Regions from separate parts of the Homo sapiens genome. Here region 1 is linked to region 2. Evidence: read pairs that join two places in POLR2A ChIA-PET (ENCODE). Cell type or tissue: PC-3. All regions are shown on one strand. Links, peaks and the distances in the headings refer to the core of each region. The heading gives the core; the rest is flanking DNA. Region 1 overlaps LOC105369463 (a long non-coding RNA gene). Region 2 overlaps PDGFD (platelet derived growth factor D).

Evidence for each region. Peaks named below come from ENCODE experiments on the same cell type or tissue, not always from the same donor. Only the 100,000 strongest peaks of a DNase experiment are listed, where the experiment ranks them.
Region 1: POLR2A ChIA-PET joins it to region 2 with 7 read pairs; 2 of 35 experiments call an interaction of 5 or more read pairs at or near these places.

Annotation. Positions count from the first base shown.
Region 1 is chr11:103,625,958-103,636,742 of GRCh38, reverse strand. It overlaps LOC105369463 (a long non-coding RNA gene), which reads left to right. Exons shown (of 4, transcript XR_001748343.2): 4 at 10,586-10,781. It also overlaps the pseudogene LOC100190922. Among named protein-coding and RNA genes, the nearest start is that of MIR4693, 220 kb to the left of the region's middle. RefSeq lists an enhancer at 10,056-10,785. In PC-3, for the core only: no CTCF peak of the experiment used is centred there; no DNase peak of the experiment used is centred there.
Region 2 is chr11:104,129,076-104,139,860 of GRCh38, reverse strand. The region is part of intron 1 of PDGFD (platelet derived growth factor D); the gene reads left to right. Among named protein-coding and RNA genes, the nearest start is that of PDGFD, 30 kb to the left of the region's middle. In PC-3, for the core only: no CTCF peak of the experiment used is centred there; a DNase peak (open chromatin) is centred at 4,930.

The sequences.
Region 1 (10,785 bases), core at 2,705-7,704, 500 kb after region 2:
ACTTGCACCATCTCGGCTCACTGCAAGCTCCACCTTCCAGGTTCAGGCCATTCTCCTGCCTCAGCCTCCCGAGTAGCTGGGACTACAGGAGCCCACCACTTCTCTAGGCTAACTCTTTATATTTTCAGTATAGATTGGGTTTCACTGTGTTAGCCAGGATAGTCTTGATCTCCTGACCTCGTGATCCGCCCACCTCAGCCTCCCAAAGTGCTGGGAATTACAGGCGTGAGCCACTGTGCCCTGCCACCAGGTTCTCTTAAGGACACCATGTGCCTATAATTCATACCTAGAACAGCTCTCTTTTCCCTTTGAGTCAGCACTGATCATTATGGCATCCACTGTTCTATAGAGACGAGGAAAAGAAAGTGTGAAATATGAATAGAAACAAGAACTCTGACTTTAAGCACAGAGAGGCTTGGATTTGAATTATAACTCTGATGCTTCCTAGCTATGTAGTGTGTCCCTAAGCAAGTTACTTAAAAGGACTTCAGGCTGGGCGCGGTGGCTCACACTTGTAATCCCAGCACTTTAGGAGGCTGAGGCGGGCGGATCACGAGGTCAGGAGATCGAGACCATCCTGGCTAACACGGTGAAACCCCATCTCTACTAAAAAAATACAAAAAAAAATTAGCCGGGCGTGGTGGCGGGCGCCTGTAGTCCCAGCTACTGGGGAGACTGAGGCAGGAGAATGGCGTGAACCCGGGAGGCGGAGCTTGTGGTGAGCCGAGATCGCGCCACTGCACTCCAGACTGGGTGATGGAGCCAGACTCCATCTAAAAAAACGAAAAAAACAAAAAGGGACTTCAAAATCTCCATTTCTTGCACTGTTAAGTGGGGGGTAATTGTAATGGTTATTTTATAGAATTTCTGTGAAAATCCAGTGTGAAACTGTGTACAGCGTTTAACAGACTCTTCGGCACATAGCTGTGCTTAACAGTGTTTGTGACTTGTTATTGTTATAACCTAGACGACTATACACCTTGCAGTGGAATAGAAATATGGTTGAGAAAAGAAAATACATGGTTAAGCAAAACAGTATTTCTGATGCTTGTTTCAGCTCTGGCTCTGTTTTAATTTTCTCCTCTGTTTTATTATTAAGAATTAAGAATTTGGTAGGGTTAGAAAATCTATACAAAAATCCCCACTATTTTCCTAATAGAATTCCAACTGTAAGACATATAAATTAAGCATCTTTCAGACTAAAAGCTTTGGAATTCTCATGGCACTACCTTGAGTCTGCCATTTATTTATTTATTTATTATTATTTTTTGAGACCAAGTCTCACTCTGTTACCCAAGCTAAAGTGCAATGGCGCGATCTTGGCTCACTGCAACCTCTGCCTCCTGGGTTCAAGCAATTCTCCTGCCTCAGCTTCCTGAGTAGCTGGGATTACAGATGTGCGCCGCAACGCCGGGCTAATTTTTTGTATTTTTAGTAGAGATAGGGTTTCATCATGTTGGCCAGGCTGGTCTCAAACTCCTCACTTCAAATGATCCACCCACCTCAGCTTCTTAAAGTGCTGGGATTACAGACATGGCATCTGCCACTTTTTAGGTTTTATTGACAAGCTCAGTTCTTTCTGACTTGGTATCTTTATTAATGTTTCACCATTACACCATTTTTTATTTATTTATGTGACATTTGGTTTTTTTAAGAGATAAATACAATTCAGTAGGATTATTCTTTTCCCAATAGAACTCATCTTTAATTTTATAAAAGAATATTGGTGCTAGAATGAACTTAGACATCATCTAATCTCACTCACTCATTTTGTGAAGAAAGAGTCGAGGCATATTGGAAGTTCCATCACTTGCCCAGTGTTACATAGATTTGCAAACATGTTGCTTAGATGAATGAAGAAATGCTAAAATTAGAATTCAGTTTATCTGCCTTCAACTCTAATCCGTTTTCTACTATTTTAACAATAATGAATAAGTTTAAAAATGAGTTAAATAAAAATTTTGCAGACAATATTTTTAGAAGGCTTGTAGGCCTTCAAGTGTAAATACCTCTTTAACTTTGATCACAGGTAACAAATCCAGTTTCATAGAGAGAAAGAAATGAAAATCCATACTAAAGCCCTTTCCTTTGACCTTGGATGTGTAAGAGTACTCAGAAAGAGTCTGAATTTTGGAGGTTGCCGCTAGTTGCTTTATTCAAGACTCTGAGTTGAATAAGTCGTCTGGACTTAACCTCAGTTTTTCAGAAGTCTTTAATTTAAGATCTTCTTTTACTTGATTCTAAGGTTCATAAAAGTGTTAGGAGCTTCCTGGCTTATATCTTAGAGTAAACATTGAAGAAGAATGAAGAAATTTTTTCCCTTGGCTAGAATATTGGTTATGTTAGAGGCAAAGGAAACTTTTTCCTTTATCTGAAGTTTCAAGTCTGCTGCAATAGACTGGCAATAGATTAACAGGAGAAAGGACACATAAATGTATTAATGTGCAAGTGTGCACAAGAGCCAAGCAAGGTACGATACTCAAAGAAGGGCCAAATGGTTGATGCTTAAATACTCTCTTTACAGGAGATAGGGAAATGGGGGAATATAAGCAATTTTGAATGGCAGTAAATTATTTTCAGGAGAGTTGTTTGAGCCCAAAGAATAAATGATAGTTTGTAAGTAACTCTCTTTGGAAATTGAATGGGACTGGAAAACAATAGCCTGTGTCAAAGTGTCTAGGTGTGGTGACATTCCTCAGTCTTCCTTTCCGAGATATGAATCTAATATTCTCTGGTTAATACAATTTCAGGGAGGGGACTGAAGGCAATTGTATTCCAAACTTCAGATACTGGAACTTCAGAGAGAGAGATTTCCACCCTGTACTTAGGGGGAAACACAGGAGAATGTTGAAAAGTCCTTGGTTCTGGGGCTGCTTCTAAGTTCTTATAATTCACTGTAGTTCAAAGTGTTCAGCATGCCATAGCGTCATCCTTCGGGGTATTACTTTCTGAACTCCAACAGTTACTACATCATGGTGAAACTGGCCTAGCCACTGTAGCCTCTAACTTTTCAGCATGCCCCTTGCATCCTTTCCTATTCATTATTAGCTCTGTGTCCTCAGTACTGGGTGAAAGACTTATCCTTACTATACAGCTCCATCACTCCTAACACTTGATGGAATTTGTGGAATTCTAAGGATGTAGTTATGAACACTGAAATACAAGGGAGGAAATGACCATTTTAATCAGCAATTGAAATTAGTTCCCAGACCTTGAGCATGAGGAAGAGAGAGGATTGCAGACAATTAGCCCTCCTGTGGTTGCTCAGTTAAGGACTGGCATAGGATTTCTGCATTCTTCTATAATTCATAGTGCAAAATTTATGGCCATTGTGTTCTGCCTAGAATCAGAAAATTTCCTGCTGTGGTTTACAAGGAGGGTTATTAACCATGGTGATGCCTGATTAGTTTCATTGAATTAATAAAATGAACAAGTCTCAATGCTTTAGCAACTTTAATACACACACAATACATTACAATCCCGCAAGGGCAGGGCAAGGACAGATGCTACCATCCACTGAGCCATAGCATTGATCTTTATTCTGCTTTGACCACCAGGCTTTACTACTATCCTGAGCTCCAGACATGTGTTCCCAACTGCCTCCTCAATTAAATGTGTCCCAGCAAAGACTACACTTAATTTTTTATTAATGTAAAAAATATAGGCTGAGCACAGTGGCTCAGGCCTATAATCCCAGTACTTTGGGAGGCCGAGGCGGGTGGATCACCTGAGGTCAGGAGTTTGAGACCAGCCCGACCAACATGGAGAAACCCCATCTCTACTAAAAATACAAAATTAGCCAGGTGTGGCACATGCCTGTATTCCCAGCTGCTCGGGAGGCTGAGGCAGGAGAATAGCTTGAATCAGGGAGGTGGAGCTTGCGGTGAGCCAAGATTGCACACCATTGCACTCCACCCAGGGCAACAAGAGCGAAACTCCATCTCAAAAAAAAAAAAAAAAAGTATATATATATATATATGTAGAGAGAGAGAGAGAGGGAGAGAGAGAGAGAGAAAGTGAGAGAGAGTGCCTTTTCATTTCTGTCCCTTCAAATAACAGCAGTGTATCCAAAATTAAGTTCATTCCTCAAAATCTGCTTCATCTTCTCCATTCTGTATCTTAGTAAGCAGCTTTATCATTCATCCAAATGGCTGTGGTGGTCACACTTTCCCTCTCCTCACCCTCCCCATTCAATCTATAATGTCCTCTAAGTTTCATATTCTGAACAATACTTGACTATATCTTTCCTATCCATTCCCATTGCCATGAACCTTGTTCTTGAATGTACTAAATTTTACCTGGACTGAAGCAATTGTTTCTTAATTTTTACCTTTACCTATTTTAAACTTACATAGGTTTACATTGCTAAGTGTTAGAATTTTTACTTTTTGCTAATGCTTTAAATATATTTTCTTAGTTAAAAAAAAAAATCCGGCGGTAGGAGGGACCCTTCCTATATTAACCTGTATCAACCACACAGCTTAATAGGATTAAGAATTAGAAATGTCTATAGTAACAGCACTTTACTATTTTGGGAAATTCTCACCCAGTGAGGTTAAGTTACAAATAATGTTATTGGTTGACAAAGAAACTTCCTAAAAATACATTTATCTGAACAACAGACTGCACAACCAGCTCCCTCTTCAGACAATAGATTACTCATCAGGATTTATAGCCCTCGTGGTACAATATAAAGTATATTTAGCCTTTGCCCCATGTTGATGAAAAAAGCCAAACTCTGTAAAATATTTGAAAAGGTTTATCCTGAGCCAAATGTAAGGGCCATGACCTGTGACACAGCCTCAGGGGGCCCTGAGAACATGGGCCCAAAGTGTATGTGTTATGGCTTGATTTTATACATTTTAGGCAAACACAAGTTACAGGCAAAGACATACATCAATAAATGTAAGTAATACATTGGTTTGGCCCAGAAAGCTGGAACATCTCAAAGCAGGAGCTTCCAGGTCTTAGGTGGATTTAAAGATTTCCTGATTTGCAATTGCTTGAATGAGTTAAGCTTTGCCTAGAGAGTTAAAATCAGCAAAAAGAAATGCTTAGGGTTAAAATAGAGGGCTTATGGAAGCCAAAGTTCTTGTTATATAGATGAAGTCTCCAGGTAAGCAGGCTTCAGAAAGAGTAGATAGTAAATGTCTTTTTTTTTTTTTTTGAGGCAGCATTAACATTAAAGTAGAGATCCTTAGACTCACAGAATAAACTCTTTGTAGCAATAAGATACCAAGTCCAGCCTAACTCTGGTATAACATCACATGACAGATAACAGGCCCTATCTCTCCTAAAAACCCCATCTCTCCTAAAAATACAAGAAATTAGCCAGGTGTGGTGGCACACACCTGTAATCCTAGCTATTTGGGAGGCTGAGGCATGAGAACTGCTTGAACCCAGGAGGCGGAGGTTGTGGTGAGCTGGGATCATGCCACTGCTCTCCAGCCTGGGCAACAGAGTGAGACTCTGTCTCAAAAATAAATACATAAATAAGTAAAGTATTCAGCATGTCAAAGCACCAAACTTTTGGGGTATTATTTTCTGAGTCCCAACATTAGGAAGACTTGTTTGTTCAGCTTCTCTGTGTCCTTGTGTCTTCAGAGATAAGAATGTTTCTTTATTCTGAGTTTAAGGAGGGCACCTCAATAATGGACTTCTGACCTACTTCAGAAAAGAAGGGTGAGGGTAAAGTGGGGATGACCTTCCTAATTCTGCTGTTTTCTTAAATGCCAATGTGCCATATTTTGGGGTATGTGTCCACTGTCATGTCTCCAATGTCTCCTTCTGTGTAGACATCCAAACAGCCCTCTGGCATTCCTTAAACTGAATCAGGCTCTTCTACCTCCCTGGTCTTTGCACACATTGTTCCTGTAGCCCACAGTGTTTGCACACCCCTTTCCACCTGGAAAATCCATTTATCCTTCAGGATAGGACTGGATGTCCCTGATAGTTGGCCATTCCCTCCTCTCTGCTTTCTGAGCATTTTTCATTAATCCATATTTTTAATACTTACCTATGTTATATCTATTTTTCTGCCTCTCCCTTGAACTGAATAATGAGTCATTCCAGAATAAGGATGAGATGATTTTTGTCCAACTGAGGAGCTAGACAACCTGGATTTCATTTCTCTCTCTTCCACTTTCTGTTTGGCTTTGGTCAAGCTACCTAACTGCTCTTTGACTCAGTTTCCTTATATGTAAAGTCGGGGTAATAATAGTGTCTAATTCATAGGATTATTGAATGGATCAAATGAGCTTCTATGTATCCAACTTTGCTGGCAAACCTCCAAGTTTTTCTGTCTTATTCTTTGAACCAGGGCTTCTTTGAATCTATTTTTTTTTTTTTCTGTTTTGTGGGAGCTGGGAAGGTGGTAGTGACCAACAGCACTCAGGATACCAGTGAGATAGCAGAGAGGGAGAGAGACTTACAGAAAATTTAAGAGTGAAGACTTTGGTATGTAGCCTTGCCATGGATGAATAAATGAATGAAAAAATAAAATTTAAAAATATCTAATAGGTGAATGTATGGAGAAAAGACCAAGATGAAAATGGTATGAATTTTAAAAAGCATGAAGGCATAAATGATTCAAGCTTTAGGATACATAACAAATTAATATACAAACATCACTTAAAAATAATGACACCTTGAGTCTATGGTGGAATTCATTGTTTTACTTTAGAATAATAGAATTAAAAGTTCAGGTTTATTGAGCACTTATTACACATAGCATCATTCCCAATGCTCTATTTTTATTATCTCATTAAATCTTCACAACAGCTCTGTTACAGATGAAGAAACAGCATTAAGAAGTTAAGTAAATTGCTCAAATTCATACAACTGATGAGAGTTAGGGCTGCAGTTTGAACCAAAGCAGATGAGGCTCTTTTATACTATTTACAATTCAGATATATATAAATCATGTATTAATTCAGAAATTTGAAGTGCTTGAGAAAAGGCACAGCTATTAATGATTAGATGCCAGCCCAAAAATATGCATTCTCAGGTTTTCACATTCAATGTGACTCCAAAATGAAGCAACTTATTCCAAAATTCTATGGTCAAATCTCTTGAATATCAGTAGTCAGATGTGCTTAGAATTTTCCGATATACATTGCGTGTAATAGAGGAGGAAGGGGAGGTGGAAGACAAGAGAAAGAGAGGAATGGGAAGGATTTATATAAAACAATTCTGAGTCAATGGCTACTTCTGATCAGATGCAATAATTCCAGTAAGCCTCAAGCAAGGCTTCCACCATTAAAGCTAAAGTTATTTCATTTCACCAATTATCTTCAACACATAAATGTGGAGCATTTACTAAGTGTGGCTGCACTACATGCTGCTAATTCAGTAGCATAAACAGCTAGGAGAAAAAGAAACACACAAACCACCAACCATGTAACACTGTCAAGTGCCACAATGGAGGAACAGGAAGGAGAAGAGCACCTGAAGCAATCTGTGTGTAGGGGAAATGATCCTGAAGGAGGTGATTCTAGAGCTAAGCCTTTAAATGTCTCCTGTTCCCCTTCCCACTTAAACAGGTTAGATTGAAGGCTCTTGGTGTATTTCTGTAGAGCTCAGTTTAGAGGAAAACAGTTAAACTCTGGCTTTCCTAGTTGTTTTTTTGAGAGCCAGCCTCATACCTTGCAATTTTGTCCCAAATCAAATATCAACGACCAACAACTGCCTGGCTGGGAAGTCTGGGAAAGGGATACAGAAGCTTTGTGGGCCTAACACCATTCATGTTCCTTACCCTCTGTCTCTCCTCCCTGCATCCCACCTATGGTTCAGTGTTGCAAGAGTCTGGGCTTGGGGTCTTTAAAGCCAGCAAGGGGAAATGATAAAAAGAGAGCTGCTTTCCCTTTCACCTTGAGGTATTTGTCCCTTGGAACAGAGCACAGTTTGGCCAACTCTGGTAGCATTACCCTGTGACACTGTTTTGAGGTCCCCTTCCCTTCTTTCCTCGAGGAGGAATGTCTTCTGTCTTTGGTATTATAGTTCATCTTCCCGTTCTTTTACTTAGAGCATTTGTGCAGGTATGTTTAACACTGTGCATCAGAAAAGAGCCTTTGGTAACCAGTTTTGTTCTTCTTCTGCCACTCCTTCTTGCTTGCATCTTGTTGCTGGCAGAGTCCTCTTGTACTTCAAGAAAGCGAGGTGATTTTGTCTGCTTCTAGAGCAGGTCCGTACCAAGTAATAGAGTCACTTTAGCCTTTACTTGGTGGGTAAGGCCTGATCATAGTATTGTGTCAGATAACGCCTAAGAATGACCTCTGAAGAGCGTTGACCCATTTGAGTGCCCAGTCTCAGTCGTCATGTTTAAGTCCAGTGAGCCTTGTGATAGTTGTTCTCAGATTGCAGTTTCTTATGTTTTGAGTTTGAAGCTGATTTTCAGAATGTTCTTAGAAAAAAAACTGCATTTTTTTCCTTTCTGGATCTGCTTTGTTTGGCTGCTGGGATAGATAAGCACGGGCTTAAAAAATGTGTTCCTACCAGTTTTCTTGCCTTTCCTATTGTACTCTGAATTTCCCTCCCTACCTCCCTCACTGTCTTCCTCTTTCCTTTCTTTCCTTTCTCTCTACCAGGCCATTTTTCAAATTTACATCAAATATACCTCAAGTGTTGGTATATGAGAACATCTGTCACTCCTCTTATCTGAGAAGTGACCGTTTATTTTTAAGATGATGACAGACCTATTTTTAGATATGTTTTCAGTACAATTTTGAACAGCAACCTTTTAGTTAAACATCTTCCAGTGTTAGCAAGGTGAGAAATGTTCATAGGCGAGCCTGCTGTTCTATGTCACCATGTTTTGTATCCCCTTGTCCCCCAGGAACTCTTTCGTTTCCCCTCTAGTTTTTGGGTGTGCATGCTTGGAGTCTGCAGTGGGTGGTTTGTAAAACTGGACCATTCTGCCTTGCTATGAGTTGTTCATAAAAGCCTCATTCTTTTCTCTGACCCTTTAGCTTTTGCATTCACCCTCCTTCCCACCTACCTCTCCAGGGACTATCGACTGACATAATAATCCCGGGAGAATGACTCCCCTCATAGAAAGACTAAAGCATCCATCCCCTCATAGTTAAGTAGCCAATGGTGTCCTGGGAATTTCTGGCTGGATTTGGTGCCCTGAACTTTCTTATTAAGAAATCAGATCCCAGGGTGAGAGTAGAAGGCCATTTGGCCAAGAAAGAAACCTGTTTTTCTTTTGAACTATGAAAAGACCCTGTCTGTGAATACATTTTAGAAAGAAGAGAGAAAGGATGTCTGCAGAACTTTGTTCTGTTTTCTGCTACAAAAATGTGAATAGTTCAGAGTGAAAACATTTTGTGATGGTTGATGTCTCTCGGGAATAAGCTGGATATCCAATGTTTTGGGGGATGCTTTGAGTCTCAAGAATTGATAATCAGAAAAGTATTTTTTGTTTGTTTGTTTAATGTATCCCTGTTCTGATTTTAATTAAACTCCAAGTCTCATTTTACATATTCTTGGAAAAACCTAAAAAAAAAAAGAGAGAGTGAGAGAATGTGGTGATGGAGAGAAGAGGTGAGTGAATGAGTTGGGGAATTACTTTTTTTTTTTTTTTTTTTTTTTTGACACTGAGTCTCCCTCTGTTGCCCAGGCTGGAGTGCAGTAGTGTGATCTCAGCTCACTGCAAGCTTCACCTCCTGGGCTCAAGTGATTCTCCTGCCTCATCCTCCCCAGTAGCTGAGATTATAGGTGCCTGCCATCATGCCTGGCTAATTTTTTGTATTATCAGTAGAGATGGGGTTTCACCATGTTGGCCTGGCTGGTCTTGACATACTTACCTCAGGTGATCCACCTGCCTCAGCCTCCCAAAGTGCTGGGATTACAGGCGTGAGCCACCGCACCCATCCAGAGTTGGGGAGTTACTTTCAAGGTGAGGGAAATAGTTTGAGCAAGCTTCTGAACACTTGCTCAGATATTTCCCTCACCTTAAAAGTAATTCCCCAACTCTAGCCTAACTCCCAAAAGCCCAAACTAAGAAACTCAACGCATGACATTCCCTCAGGCAGAAGGATTGGTTCCAAATGGGACTATGACCCAATTTGTTGCGATAAAACATAAGGGAGAGTTTCAGGGGGCTAATTAGGGAGAGACTCTGTTGCTCTTTGAGAGCTAGTGGAGAAGACACTCTTCCTCTGGTCTGCATAGGATGTAGATGTGAATGCTGGAACTGCAGCGGTTACTTTGCCATTATGAAAGAGCTGGCTTGATAATGAAGCCAATATACTGAGAAGAGCAGAACTGGGAGAGTCATCACAGAGAAAGAGATCTGACTGAAGTCCTTTCTCCGGGAGAGTAGGGCTTCGTTATAAGAACACTCTGGGCTTGTTTCACAAGGGTTACTCTTCCCCTCCCCTTGCCGGGTCTGCAGGGGAATTTTCTCAAATCATTATTAGGAGAACCTGGTGGGTTTCCTGAAGGGCAAGCCTATAAATGTGAGACTGAAGCGTCCAAGTGTTTCTTACTCTCAAGGTAATCCACGCTCAGCCTTTAGCAATTTACCAAAATTACCATTTAAAGTGCATCTACCTGTTTTCACCTCTAGCCGCTTCTACCCCAGGTAAGCAGACCTCTCCTGTGATGTTCTGGATATGCCTGTCTCAACAGATTTCAGGGTGGCCGTCTTCTCTGCAAATTCAGTTCTCTGATGTGTCCAAGGTAAGTCATTTGTTTTTAATTTGTCCAGCTTTTTCTTGTAGTAAGGATAAGTTGACAACTAGCAATGACTCTTTAATCCTAGATGGCCAAATTTACTTGGCC
Region 2 (10,785 bases), core at 2,188-7,187:
TTTCACCTTGTTAGCCAGGATGGTCTCGATCTCCTGACCTCATGATCCACCCGCCTCGGCCTCCCAAAGTGCTGGGATTACAGGCGTGAGCCACCGCGCCCGGCCGTTATTTATTAAGACATGACAAGAACCCAAGGTGTTGTCACTGTCTGCAGTGTTAATGCTGGTTTCTAGGGAAGAGTTTTCTTTATGAATCAGGGAAATATGCAGTTGATTCCAATGATGTTGTGAGTAAAGTCTTTGTTGTTTAAAGTAAAAAATCACTGGGTTACCCTGCATCTACTTGAAAGCAGTAGCTACTACACGTAACTTTTGTGTTAGTCTTTAGTCTTTAGTGTTTGTGATCGGATTGTTGTCCCAGAAGCCTATTTCTAGTTCAGTTTGGATCCATGTAAGCCTGTTCTTTCACCGTTTATCAGATAGTTAATTTGTACTGGGGCAGTTAGTGCTCAGCTTTTCCCATTAACTGTCTGTTATCTTTACTCATTTTACTTTTCAGCTGTTTCATTAGAAGTTATATCCCCGGCAGCCTCCATGTATTATGCTCTGAGGAAGCTCTCAGGATGCTGAGAGGATGCAGTGTGAAGCATCAGATTCCTGCATTAGGAATCAGTTGTTCTACAATTCCTTACCAGCTTTCTTACTCCATAATGCCTCTGAGTTATCTGTAAATTGGAAATAATACAATTCTACATTATTGCTAGATCAGATAAATGAATTATCAAATGGGAAGATGTGTGTGTAAAAGGACTCTGAAAAAATTCAAAGCACCATAAACCGTATAATATTTACTGTACCCAGCCAGGCATGGTGGCGCATGCCTGTAATCCCAGTACTTTGGGATTCTGAGGCAGGCGGATCACCTGAGGTCAGGAGTTCGAGACCAGCTTGGCCAACATGACCAAAACCCGTCTCTACTAAAAATACAAAAATTAGCTGGACGTGGTGACTTGTGCCTGTAGTCCCATCTTCTGGGGAGACTGAGGCAGGAGAGTTGCGTGAACCTGGGAGGTGGAGGTTTCAGTGAACCAAGATCATGCCTCTGCACTCCAGCCTGGGCAACAGAATGAGACTCCATCTCAAAAAAAATGAGACTCCATACTGTACCCTATGTTTAATACTGTAAGTATAAAGTCATTTTATTTGGAGTTGATATATTTGGACCACAAAGAAGGGAAGTCAGATGAACTGAAGATGTGCATCTGAAACCATATCATGTTTATTAATCACCTGGGGATCCTGTTAAAATGCAGACACCTGCAGAGTCAGGCCATCCAAGATGGGCCTGAGATTGTGCATCTAACAGCTCCCAGGTTGTGTCCATGCTACAGGTTTGTGGACCACCGTTTTAAAGAGCTTGTGCTTTGCTATAATACACATAGGGCTAGGAGGAAACATAAGCCTTTATTTAACTGAATGGAGAATCATACATTTTCAAAACTGGGAAACAAAATTAATCTAACCAGGGAGGTTGCTGTTTAATGAGCTATATAGTGAAATCTTTTGTGATGCCAATTTTTGTCTAGAATAACTGCTTTGTAAATGTGGATTTCCTCTTTGGGTTTTCATAAAAGTGAGTTTTTTAATGTAAAAAAATTAATGTATAATTTAGAATGTGTTGTCATTTTTTCTCTATTTAATAAGTATGTAATTTAGGGAGAATATTTATCATTTCATTCCTTTGTTTAATTCATAGAATTATTACAGCACATTAGCTATCACAACTTATGGATTTACATCATTTGTTTATAATAAAAAAGTGTTCAGAAAATATTCGTCTTCATAACATAGGTCAAGTTATGGGGTGCAAGTGTTGGCTAAAAGTGGAGGATACAAGATGAGCAGGTATGTTTTCTGCTTTCAATAACTCATTTTCTGCTGCAGAGATAGCCTTGTAAGCAAGCAATGGAAAACTCTGACATTTCTCTGCAAAGCTACTGCATTACATATAAGGGTGTGTCTGGGAGGGTACCAGGTGCCTGTCAGCAAAAGTTGCAAAAACAGCTTGATCTGGGTATTAAGTGGGCCTGTTGGGAAAGGCAGGAGTGTCAAATGTCGGACAGAACTCCAGACAGAGAAATCCAGATATCCAGTAGGTTAGAATGTAAAAAAAAAAAAAAAAAAAAAAAAAAGTGGTGATCTATATCACTATAGAATAATTTTAGATACAATGGAAGTTTATAATCATCAGATAATTTGTTATGTGCAAGTCAAATGCCACTATCAGTCTCTTCAATAGGGTGGTCTGTGGCAAAGTGAGATCTATCAACTCGACCGTAACATTGTAAAGTATGGAATACTAAAGAGACTCAGTACTTTTTGGATCACTGTAAAATTTACCAAATATCTTTTACATTTTTTATTCTAGAAACAATACGATAAATTTTCTATTCGTAGGCATACTTGTGATTTCAGCTTTGGTCAATATATCCCAGTTCCCATGAAGGTTTTTTGTGTGCCAGTCATTCTACTTTATTCCATTTTTTTTTTTCTGTTTAAGTCTCTGTTTCTCATAGATTGAATGTATGTTGATAAGCTCCGGAAGAGCAAGGATTGAATCTCTCTTGTTTATGCTCATCAGGAGATGCCATAACATTTTATTTATTTAGGATACAGCTCTGTATTGGCCCATATCAAACAAAGGATCTTCTTTTGTTACTGAAATTCTAAACAACAGAAAGATTTAAAAATGGACTTATTATTGACAATACTGTTAGTATTATTCAGGCCATGTGGTATCACAAACCTAGTGTTCAGTAGACCCAAGCTTGGGAAATACTGGTTTTGTGGAACAAACAATGGACCAGGAAGGAGGGGCTCTGGATTGTTTCCTGAGCACAGTCACTGATAAGCCATTTCACCTCCAGCTTATTTTTTCCATGTACAAAATGAGGACATTGGACTAGTTACATTCTAAAGACCCTTCTAGCTCTAAAATCCTATGATGTATGATAGTAAAATGTGACTGTAAAATGTTCAAGGGAGTTGACCCAAATGTTTGATTATTTCTTAAAAGCATCTAGTCTAGCAGACAGGACAAATTCTTCATAAAATATAAAAGTGATGACAGATTGGTATGGTGCAAGGCGATCATGCCTGGTAGAGTGTGTTGACTTAGATTTAGTATGGAATAATCATGCTTTCCATGTTATTTACTATTGGAAAGGTGTATTTGTGAAAAGTTACATCCAAGCTAAATCTCATTCACACTTCATTGATGTTGTAATTTATAAAATGTTTATTTTTCCAGAGCAATACGTGCGTATAGTTAGAAAAATCAAGCAGAAATCCCTCAGGATTTGTAATATTGAAGAGTGGTCCTTCTAATCTGTTTTTATGCACAAGTCCCAATCCCCAGAAGAGTTTCACTTATTTTCTTTAATTGGCATTTGTTTTGTTATTTCTTGGCATATACTATTGTTTTTAGATTTGTCAACTTTAGACATTACTTATTATCTTTTTACACTGGGAGATGAGGATTGCTGGGTTTTTTGAGGAAAGGAAGGTAAACACTCTTGTTCAATCTGTCATGTTTAACTGGAAGCCTGTGAATGTGATTTTAGAAATACTTTGTTTCTTTAGAATGTTTATAGGACAGTAGCTAGAGCATTCAGTCATATATAGCCTTGACTCTCTTGCCTGTCTAGTCTCTAAGGATTAAGTCATAGACACAATATTATGTCTTTTCCTGTGTACAAGCAAGCTGAGTGGTGCCCAATGGCCTCCTTTTTCAGATTTCAAAGCTGGGGTTTACAGAGTTGCCCCTGTGTGGAATCCCTGTGCTAGGAATGCTCCTCTCTCCCTCCTCATCCCATCTCACCTGTTCCCTGGAGGTCCCTCCTTTCTCCTTCCAGACTCCAATCCGATGTCATCTTCTTTGAGAATCCTTCCCAGGCTTCCAGAGAGTTAATGGTTCCACTTCTGTCTTTCCAAAGCTCTTGGAGCTGGTGTGTAATATATTTTATCATTAGCTCTCCACCCATTCCTAGACCTCTCTCATGAGCTCAGACCCTTACATTCAGTCCCCTTATAGACACCTCAGCTCATAGCTGTCTTTCAGGCATCTCAGATTCATTAAGTGCAGGACCAAACCCATCCCAGTGTTTTCTAAAGTAGCTTTGACTTTGGCACTCTATCTTGGTGAATGGCACCCATATGAACTGAGATTTCCCACCCTCCGTTATCCTCTAATCCACCATCCTCCACACTGCAAGGAGTAGGTAGAAATTTGATCAGATACCTTCTCTTCTTAAAATTCTTCAATACCACCAAATAGCCTTCTGAGTAATGCTGATGATCTGACTTCTTCAACCCCTCCAAGCCTCATTTCACCCAGTCTTTCCACAAACTTATACCTTAAGCTTCTGGCGTGCTAAGTCACATAGAATTTATGGAAAATAGCATGTTCTCTTATTTCTGGAATTTCATACATATTGCACCATTTTGGACTACTCTCTTCTCCCTGCCACACAAACAGTCAATTCTATCTGTTAGTTCCTCCTCATCTTTCACCATCTCATCTTGAAAGCCTTTCTATGTTCCCTTAGTATTGAGATAGGTGCCCCTGCATTTGGCTGCCCCAGGCCTTTTGGCTTACTTTCCACATAACAGCCAATACCAGGTGCTGTAATAGCCACTGAAAGGGTAACCACTATCTATTTAGAACTTATTTTGTGCCAGAAACTGTGTTAAATGTTAAATGTTAAATGTTATTATATTAACACCATCTAAGTGTGATTGTCTATTTAATATAACAGATATCTTAGTCAGTTTGCCTGCCTTCCACCCATGGTTATTCTCAGAGGGACTAACTGTAGCCCCTACTGAGAGGGCAGTGGATGCCCTGCTCCTCCCCACTGGCCTCAGGGCACTGGACAAGGGCAGACACATGACTCAGCCTTGGTTAGCCAGATTTCCTGTGATAAGTAGCTGGAATTTGAACTCGGAGAGTCAGTGAGGTAGGAAGTCATGAAAGCTAAGCTGAGAATAGCTACATTCCAGTTTGTGCCTTCAGAAGGAAGAGGCAGTCAGAAAGGAGACTGCAGATGTGCAGCCCAGGGTTTTTCAGGAGGGTAGACCTCTGCTTCAGAGTTTGAGGTGTAGGCTTCAGCCCCTCCTGAGACCTGAATAAACATACTGCCTCAACTTCCAGGAGACATCTTCGTGTTCTTAACTGAAATACTGACTTTGCACTTCTTGAAGATACAGTGTGTGTAGGATCTCAGAGCTTAGCACATGACCTGACACATTGGAAGTGCTTAATAAATAAATGAATGAGTGAGTGCATGAGTGGATGAATCAGTCTGTCCTATGGACTGGGTACCACCATCTGATGCTCAAAGCCAGGTAAGACTCTTCATACCCAGTTGTTTCTGAAGCTGTATGACTTGAATTAATTAAGCTTTTTTTTTGAGGTTTATTCTCCCAGTTTGGAATTCCATTTTGTATATGTGATCAATTTTCTAATCCAACACAATAATTTCCTTTAATAGTATACTTAGGATATTTTAACTGTGATTAATGGGAAGTACTTTTCTAGAGACACTTAGCAGCTGGAAAAAATTAAGGCTAGTGTTTAATGTGAGTATTCCATTAATACTGCTGAGTTTTCAGCAGTTATGTGGTATATAGTACTCCAAAGATGGCATTGCACTTGTGTGAGTATACATTTATATCTGTGTTTGTGACCCCTAAATATTTGGTAATATACACACAGCTGGGTTCATACTTGAAAAGGGTGATGGAAATATAACTTTTCAAAAATATAGTTTATATTTTCATGCTTCCTACTTTATTATTGGCTGATAGGAATGATTAATGCTACTAAAATGCATGTAGTTGTGAGATTCATTCAGAGAAACAAGGAGATTGCACAAGTGTCTGTCTTGACATGGGTCCATATCAGCAATTAAGAGATGTTCTTTCTGTTGGCTGCTAGGTATCTTCTTTTTTACCATATCATGTCCCTGGTAAATGATATGCATGAACCCTGTATACAGAATACACCAGGACTCAGGGCTCTGCCACATAATAGCACGTTACAGAGCCTCTTCGAGCCTCAGTTTTCTTGTTATTGTTTTAATTGATAGACTGGAACTTATAAAATACTCTTGCCCTCACGAGCCTTGTCTATTACATTATATGACACATAGCAGCATTTCAGTAAACGTTAGTGACTGTTATTTGTTTAATTCAAGGAGAACTAGTTGCTGTGAATTAAAAATTGGATGGCACAGTGAAACATGTCAATAAGATCCTAAGGGAGGATAGTATTTGCAGAGAACTAGAGCATTTGTCACATACTGCCATACTTGAATATGGAGGGGCATCTTCATCTCTTGTGCTAGACAACTCCAAGTGTGTAAATATGGCTGGATATCTTCATTGTATTCTCCTTAGTTTAGAAGCTGGAAATATAATGAGAGCTTTAAAACTCTGCTTGTCACTGTAACTTTTTAAAAACAGCCCAAAAGATGTTCAGCTACAGAAGTTCCCACAGCATTTAAAAACTGCTTTAACTTATAAAAATCATGCCAAACTCTTCTTGATGAAAATTGTTCCTAATTTTAAATTTGTTATTTGTGATTTCTAAAGACTCAGTATATTAATCGAAAGTAGGAAAGATGACATTGTTGCATGCCATTTTATTGGATGCTGGCAGTCATTTAATCTTCCACTTGTTTAACAAATATTTGAGTACCAAAGTACTGTGCTACTTACCATAGGAAGTTAATATTCATTTAATCCTCATAACTAATTCTAGCCTATGAGGTGTAACAGAAGTGACATTGGTCAACTCTGGCCTGAGGCAGTTAAGAGTCAGTATGCCTCTTCCTGTGACAACCTTACAGTTCAAATGATGAAGAGGGTCTCTGATTTTTATGTAAGCAAGAAACACACTTTGAGTTAAACTGCTGAGATATCAAGATTATTTTGTTACTGCAGCATAACCTATCCTATCCTAACTAATACAGTCACTGCACAATATATTTTGCAGTCAAATTGTTCATTTGTTATATTCTCAGAACATTATGAAAAGGTGGGTTTAGTATTAAGGAGGTTGATTTATTTTGAAAAATCAACTAATTGTACTCATAATCTCCATTTCCTGTCCCACAGTGAATTCTGGGTTAGATGAGAAAAGGATAATGGTATTAATGAGAACATCAATATTCAGCATAAATAATTATGTGAAATAATGATATAAAGATGTATATTATCTGTAGTATCTAGCTCATTAGTCTACTTCCTTTCTAGAATGGCTTTATAAGCCTCTCTTACTCATGTTATGGAGCATGAAGAACACAAGTAACTTGAAAAGATAATGCAAGTAGTAGATGCCAGGAAGAAATCACTGTGAAAGAAGAGCCCCCACTTAAAGAGGTTGCAAAAAAGTTTACAGGAAACCCAAAGAGAGGTCATTAAGAATTTTGTTTCCAACTATAGAGAAGTAGGTAATTATCTTGTTACATCTCTGTACAGAGCAGAAAAAAAAGAAAAAATAATTTTTATAGTAATATCTGGAATTCATATAGGTATGCACATGTCAAGGCTGTGCTACTTGTGCAAATTTTTAAAAATATGCAAGGTTTCAGGTGACTTTTATTAGAACTTTTATCTATTCAGTATAGTTTTACCTAGATAAGTATAAGGAGGTAACTTAAAGAGAGAGTATCAAGGAAAACAATGAGAAACTGACCTTGGAATGAGTGATATGAATTTCATACAATTAAATAAAAAGAGAGAGTTTTATCTAACACTATCTGAATTTCTGATACTTACCTGTTTTTTGGCATGCTCACCATGTCAGAAGGTACGTAAATCTCAAGATTTCCTGAGCCTGAAGGGGATAGTGTTTTTTTTGTTTTGTTTTGTTTTGTTTTGTTTTTTAACAGATCTTCTCTGAACATACATCCAAAGATTCATCTGGTGCCACTTGTCAGTTTTATCTCTTCTTTACCAGACTTCTGCAAATGAGAATTTCAGCCTAGAGATTATCTTATCGAAAGGTAGATAGATCACCAAGCATCCCCTTTTTTTTTTTTTTTTTTTTTTTTTTACAGTTCATTGCCATTTAGGATACTTAAAGGAAAACTCTGGGACAGTGTCTCTGTCTAAGGAGATTAGATAGCATTTCTTCTCATTGGTGGCAGCAAATCTTCAAGGTACAATTGCTAGACCAGAAATGCCACTCTTTGTAAGTTGACAGAGACATTGCATCCTGAATGGTAAAGCACCGGATTTAAGAGAGAACACTTATCATTCTTTTAATGAATACGTTTTGGAATACTTATTATGGTGTAGACTCTAAGGATATGTAGGCAAAGTCTCTCTTCTCATAGATCTTCTATTTTAGTGATGGAGGAGCTATGGGGGAAATAGTAAACAAATAAAAAGTTAGCTTATTTAACTGATACTAAGATACACATTTGTTTTTCACATTTTAGAAATTTTGAAGTCAGATGCTGGTAACAATTAATGATGTCTTTCTCACCACTGGCAAGGCAGCAGGAGTATTGTAGCTGTCATTTCCAAACTTCAAAGAGGGCCATATTGTTGCCATTTCAGTTAAGTTACATGCACTATTAGTATTACACAAGTCTGATTGCCATTTAAAATATTTTGAAAAGATTGCACTTTGATTTGACATTAAAACAAGAAGTTATTGTTGCTGCAGAAAGGACAGAAACAGAGCAGTGAGACCTAAATTTGATATTTACAAAACTAATATTGTTTTGAAGGAAAGACTGACTACAACTTCATGTTTTATTGCAAAACAATGAACAATATATTTTCTTATTTATGTTTGTACAAGGTGACATATGATAAAAATCATTGTCTACATAAATCCAAAAGAGCACTTATAATTAAGTGTATAATCAGAATTCAAAATGATAAGCAAATATTGTGTCAGTTTAATTGGCAGCATTTAGCTTTCTTAGAATACACAAGATAATGTGCATCTTATAATTGATGGCCTTTTTGATTCAATGAAATATAATTAATAAACCAAAAGTATCAGAAGGTTAGAAGGTCTGTAAAAAGAATAAAACATGATGAAGTGATAGGTAATAGCTGTAGCCAGGGGAGGGGAGGAACTTTAGACAGGTGGTCTAAGAAGGTCTCTCTGAGGATGTTGGAGCCAAAGCTTGAATGACAAAAATGAGCCATGCTCTAAGAAGGGTATTCAAGAAGAAGAGCAAAGTCAAAGTCCTTGAAGGTGAACACACATGGTTTATTCGAACAGAAAGAAGGCTAGTATAGTTGAGTATAGGGAAGACTGATGTAAGGACATTTCATCTTCTGTTGTGTCTTAGCAGCCAGAGGCATTAATTTATGTTGCTCAGATACTGCCCTTTCCAGAGCTAATATCTCTCTAGCCATTTGGAGAAAAGTGGGTTAATCTCTTGCCCACCTGGAGTTATTTCTGCTGCTTCTGTGCACCACTGTCAGCACTGCTGCAGCCACTGTTCATTCACTTTGAGGCACATCACCACCTAGAGAACCAAACATCTCATTACAATGTCCCTGCTCTTCCTTGGGGCCAGTGCCTCCTGAACGCCTCATCTCACAAGAAACTGTGGTTGCATTAGACTTCACTTGAAGTTTTGGTAGAGAAAAGGGGGGGATTACAAATGACCTTAGAATGTAGAGGGTTATTCTGCCTCATCATATACCCCTTGTATTCTTCCATCTGCTTGAATTTCTGCAGATTGCAGCCTCCTATTGTGCTACTTGGCCCTTAGTTCTTTCTCTCCACTTTCTTATTCTCTATCTTTCATGCTCTGTCAACCCCCTTTAATTCCCTATGCTGAGTGGTTTACCTATTTCTTTCTTGTTAGCTCCTTTTTTTTTTTTTTCAGAGGTCTTGTTGCCCAGGTTGGAGTGCATTGGTGCAATCTTGGCTCACTGCACCCTCTGCCTCCTTGGTTCAACCGATTCTCCTGCCTCAGCCTTCCAAGTAGCTGGGATTACAGGCATGCGCCACCATGCCTGGCTAATTTTTTTGTATTTAATAGAAGCACGGTTTCACCATGTTGGCCAGGCTAGTCTTGAACTCCTGACCTCAGGTGATCCACCCACCTCAGCCTCCCAAAGTGCTGGGATTACAGGCGTGAGCCACTGCACCCAGCCTGTTATCTCCTTTTAACTCTTGACTTCGTGTTTCACGCTCTACCTCCAAAACACTGATTACAGTATTTAACTTGAAGTTTCTTCTTTAGGAGGATCTCAGGTGGCAACTTCTAAGATGGCAATTTTTGCACCCTGCTGCTTTAAGGAAGCATCTGATGCTGGTGCACAATGCTCCCTGCAACCATTATAGCAAGGTGGTATACTACGATGTTTTCCTTCTCCTCTGTGTTACAAATGAAAAAGAGAACCTGCTCCTGGAGACATGACTGGAAAAGCATGTATTTATTTCTGTGTGTCTGCTCATGATTCAAGATGATCACAGGAGGAAACGTTGCAGGTTAAGGGAAAGTTGACAAGAAGTGCTGTTAAATCTTTATGCGGCTGTTATGTGTCAGTGCTTCCTCATCATTAAACCACTCTCCAGGGTGCCTAAATAGCTGCCACACAGTGCTACCTGCAAAGATAAAAAAGGTTGAAGTTGCTGAAAGGAAAAAAGAAAAAAAAAAAAGATGATGACAGTGACAGAGTGGGATGTTAGTTCCTGGGTAAATATAAAGCTCCAGTTTGAGGCAGAGCTCTGTATTATGCTCTGTCAGGTTCCTTACAATTTGCTGTGTCTCTTATATTTTTAAAATTCTATGTGCGTTTCCA